Linked DNA regions of Homo sapiens: region 2 is linked to region 1. Evidence: chromatin loops called from intact Hi-C (ENCODE). Cell type or tissue: OCI-LY7. All regions are shown on one strand.

Region 1 (2,500 bases):
TTCACAATAGCAAAGACTTGGAACCAACCCAAATGTCCAACAATGATAGACTGGATTAAGAAAATATGGCACATATACACCATGGAATACTATGCAGCCATAAAAAAGGATGAGTTCATGTCCTTTGTAGGGACATAGCTGAAGCTGGAAACCATCATTCTGAGCAAACTATCGCAAGGACAGAAAACCAAACACCACATGTTCTCACTCATAGGTGGGAATTGAACAATGGGAACATTTGGACACAGGGTGGGGAACATCACACACTGGGCGGGGCCTATCATGGGGTGGGGGGAGTGGGGAGGGATAGCATTACGAGATATACCTAATGTAAATGACGAGTTAATGGGTGCAGCACACCAACCTGGCACATGTATACATACGTAACAAACCTGCACATTGTGCACATGTACCCTAGAACTTAAAGTATAATAATAATAAAAAAAAGAAAACTCATCCATCTCATCTGCTACTGATCCATTTTCTTGATGTATAGGGGAATAAAGGGTAAGTTCCCTGACAGATCCACTTATGCAGCTACTAGCCAGTTGAGAATGGCCAGTGGACTCAGTCTAGTAGGTGACACCCTCCTTTCCAGAGAGAATTGGAGACCCCTCTGCACTCCCAACACATACCATCTATGGCCTATTACACCCTCTCTCATGAATAATTCTAGAGGATGTTCAGCCCATTGAATGTGGAGCTATGGAAGTGAGGGGCTCGCATTTATCTCAGAGCCTGGATTCCAGGCTCAGCTGTGATGACAATAATGGTATTCTTGAGCTGTGCTTGTAAGAATTTGGAATTGGAAATTGGGTCCTTCCCCACTGGGGAGCATGAGGAAGTGGGGCTGGGATTTACCATTTATCATTCAGACAATGGCACAATGCAGGAACCCAGGAGTTATTTCTTGTATTTCCTGAATAAGCACAAAACAAAAAGCACCAGCCAGCTCCTGTACAGCACTCTGGGCCACATGTACTGACACAGATGTTACAAAACCATCTAAGAGCAGACATGTCCACTGGCATGCAGAGTGCACCAGCCATGGGCACAATCCCATTCTGTGAGACTCAGAGGAGTGAACACAGACACCAGAGAGAGAGCCAGAAGTGGTGGCTACATCATTATATGGCCAAGACTCGAGGTCCTGAGATCTCAAGGCTGAGGTCCTGCATCCTCCTCCCCACCCAGACTCAGGCAACTGTGGATGAACCCTCTGGAGGATGAGGTGAACAGGAGATGGAAAGTGGTCCTACCCACCTTTCTGGCAGCTCTGGCAGGATGCGGTTAAATATGTAACCACATGTCTCAGTAGAGAAGTAACCCCCTTCCCTGAACAGGCCACACCCTAGTTTCCTGCTTAATGCTGGCGGGGCCACACTATACAACTCTAGAGTGTGCTGTCCTTGTGTGAACTGGTGTAGACTCTTTCAGTCACACACAAATGGAGTTCGGCGGAAAATGTGAATGAAGATTTCAGGAGAGCAATATCTCGGTGTTGATGTAAGGTAGTAAGAGGTGGTTTCATGTCAGATGAAAAATTCCAGCCCAGAGGAATCTGAACAGAAGTGATAGCAGAAGGTGGGAAGGCACCTGGTTAGTCACATTGACCTGCAGCACCCAGTGTCCAGTCTGCATCTAGAGTGACTACATTGGCAGCTAATTGCTAACTCTAGCTTGGATCAGAACAGGAAGAGCTTTTGTTCTGGCAGGTGATTTCTGTGTTTAGGTTCAAGCCACACTCTAGTTCTTGTCTGCAGTGGGCAAAGCTCTGCTCTATGTTCAGACTGATTTCACTTCACTCCAGGCATCAGCCAGAGACTTGGGAAGGGTCATACACATTATCTGAGTTCTTTTCTGTGGCTTTTTGCCTTCTGGGATTTTCCCTTCATTCCTTAGAAAGCCTGGTTGCTCTGGGCTCTTCCCCATGGCTTGGCCAACCACAAAGAAGGTAGGCTTTCTATCAAAGCTTTGGTTGTGCCACACAAAACTGTTGTTGCTCTCAGGGACAGGCAATAAAAAACAGGAAGTGTCTCTTCGAGTTTCATTTACCTTACAGAGGCCTCAAGCCATTGTTTTTTGACTACCGTCCAGAGTTTCTAGCTGTCCTCTGCAAGAGGACTTGATGCTCAGGAGTTTCCTCCTAAATATCAGAAGCAGAACTCCCTGCTCCTCACTCCTAAGCAATGACCCAGCCCTACCCCCCTCCCACACTCAGGCCTGCTCCTGGGGGCACCAGAAGTTCTAGAGAGACTCCCCCAGGCCCACTGCCCACCCAAGAGAAGAGACACCACTAAACATAGCATCAAACAGGAAGCGCACCTTCGTTATGAGATATACAACTCAGGACTACGCATACTCTGTACTTTTGCGCTCACAGGAGTTGACTTATTTCAGTAAACAAAATAAGAAAACAAATAATACCCCTGGAGAAAAGGCATGGGCATTCTAGAATTTCACTGGAGTTAATTATAAATCATCTATATAGATGAGACAT
Region 2 (2,500 bases), 110 kb after region 1:
CCAAGAGGGAATGGTTGACTATACTGAGAGACTAAGATAAATTCAGAGAAGAGGGCCTTGAGTTTGGTCACAAAGAATCACTGGAAAATTTAAGAAAAATTTTGGTGATGGAGGCAGGAGCCAGTTGTGTGGGAAGGATAATGAATGGGAGGTGATAACATATGTAGACAACTCTAGCTGTAAAAGGAAACAGAGCAATAGATGGCAGCCTAAGCCAGTGGCTTAAAGCTCCTCTTCCCTGACTTAGTTTATCATTAGTATGATCCCAGTGTCCAAAATCACAGGGCTGGTGTCCTTTTAAGACACTTAACAGAAATGATTCCATTCTAAGAAAAGTAAGTGACCTTCCTGGGCAGGAAGGAGAGACAAGCTGCTTTCTCCCCCATTCTACTTATTAGTCAATGCCCTCTCACCATGTTATGTGTATTCTCTATGGGCCTCCTTGGTTCATTGTAAACTAGTCAGATTATTCAACTCACACTTCTGAGCTTTGTCAATCACTCTCACAACTTCAATTACCACCTTTATACTGATGGCTCCCAACTCTACGTCTTCAACTCAGGTTTGTCTTCAAGAAACACATAGCCAGCTGCACACTGGGCGTCTTTGTTTGCAAGTCTCCCATTGACACTACAGTCTCAATATGCCTGAAATTAACTTCACCTTCTTTACCAAAAACCTAGTCTTCTAAGTACCATTCAGACATTTATTCCAACAAATATGCAGTGAGCACTAACTGTATATACCCATTCTGAAAGCTGAAGACAGATTTTTTTTTTAAAGAGAGAAAGTAAGAAAGTAAGCAAAAAACAAAGGGGAAAGCTCATGGAGGTTACATCCTGGCTGGGGGAAGGAAAGAATATAAACTAGAAAGCACATAAACAAGATAATTTCAAGTACTGATGACAGGATGAAAGAAAATAATGGATAGGATTACAATAGTGACTTGCAGGTTGGGGTGGGAGTCACTTTGGATTGGATGGTCCAGGCAGAGGGACTCAAAAGTGCAAAGAACCTGAGGCAGAGAGGAAAGACCAGTGTTGTTGGTGATGATGAAGAAAGAAGGTGGTAGGAAGTGAAAAAGTAAACAAGAATCAGATTATGTAGGGTTTCACAGGCCCTTGGGAGCCTGTTGTAGTTTAACTTGAAATGAGGAACTTAATCTACCCAGGTGCCAAGCAAAAACCTTAGTCATCCGTGACTAACTGAACTCTATTAGCATATTGACAAGGTCTATTGGTTCACCCTCTTCTTTTCTACATTAAAATCTAATTAGTTTATTTCCATGCTTAAATCTTGTCCATGGCCTCCTATTGCCCTTAGGGTAATGTTCACTGTCCTTAATGTGATTGTTAAAGTTCTATCCAGTCTAACTCATGCCTTACCCTCCAACTATTAATATATCTCTTTCCACTCAAAACTCCAGTCAACCACTCTGAACTTTCATTTCTTCCCATTTCATTTCTCTCCCCTTTGATCCTTGGCATGTGCTATTCTCTTTGGATGCTATATTCTGAACCTACACTACTCCCCATAAATGTTTAGTTATCTCCTTTTCATCAGTCGTGTTGACTTATGTCTATCTCAGGAATACATACTCTGACCCCTAAATTAGCCAAGCTGGTCCCATAATTTCTACAGCACCCAGCACTGGCTCTTTTGGAAGGTTCCAAATACTCTATTGTAATTACTTACATAATGTGTCTCTTCTAGGCTAGATGGTAATGTCCTGGCACAAATTAGCTATTAATTTTTTTTTAATGAAAAAAAAATGAAAGAAACCATACTTTCTGTAACCCAAAATTTGAATAATGATCTGACAAAGGATAGTTTATGAATTCATTATTGTGTTATGAAAAGGGGTCATAGACATTATGGGCACCACGTGGTGTAGATACAAACTAAAGGTTATTGGAGGGAAATTTCCAATACAATTCTCCAAATTCTTATTATCCCATATTTAGGGCAGACATACGTACTCTGCACACCCCGTGGCCAGCAGCCCAGTAGTGAGATGCCCACTCTCACAATGCTCTACACGTTATAGGATTAGGGAGACAGGGAATGTCTATGCAACTATACAATTATGAACACTCCCTGGTCAGAGAAGTGACTTTGTTAGAGAGGGGAAACCTCTGGAGTCAGTGTCAGATGGTCAGTTCTGTTGAGGTAACTCTGACCTTTTGACATCTCTCTGCCAAGCTACCGAAAGGAGTAGACTCCAGTCCCTTCCAGATTTGCCTTTCTTCATATTGTATTTAAATGAAATTTTTCAGGTTTTTTAAAAGAATCGTTTTATTTTAAATGTGACAGATGATGTGCTTTTAATTTTCTTTTTTCCAATTTTCCAATTTTTTACCTGGGTAAAATACACATGACATAAAATTTATCATCTCAACCATTTTTAGGTGCATAGCTCAATGGTATTAAAATACATTCACAATGTTGTGCAACCATCACCACCATCCATCTCCAGGACTCTTTTATCTTGTAAAACTAA

The links. Peaks named below come from ENCODE experiments on the same cell type or tissue, not always from the same donor. Only the 100,000 strongest peaks of a DNase experiment are listed, where the experiment ranks them.
Region 2: a loop joins it to region 1, with 2.4 times the contacts of the local background. A loop is called at or near these places in 13 of 110 quality-filtered maps.

What each region holds. Positions count from the first base shown.
Region 1 is chr2:230,318,197-230,320,696 of GRCh38, reverse strand. No RefSeq gene overlaps it. Among named protein-coding and RNA genes, the nearest start is that of SP140L, 7.7 kb to the left of the region's middle. RefSeq lists an enhancer at 1,071-1,220 and a silencer at 2,351-2,400. In OCI-LY7, no CTCF peak of the experiment used is centred here; DNase peaks (open chromatin) are centred at 1,326, 1,756 and 2,046; H3K4me3 peaks cover 1,453 bases; H3K27ac peaks cover 2,043 bases.
Region 2 is chr2:230,203,878-230,206,377 of GRCh38, reverse strand. All of the region lies in intron 8 of SP110 (SP110 nuclear body protein), which reads left to right. It also overlaps a transcript of SP140 not described here. Among named protein-coding and RNA genes, the nearest start is that of SP110, 15 kb to the left of the region's middle. In OCI-LY7, no CTCF peak of the experiment used is centred here; a DNase peak (open chromatin) is centred at 1,147; H3K4me3 peaks cover 2,000 bases; H3K27ac peaks cover 1,229 bases.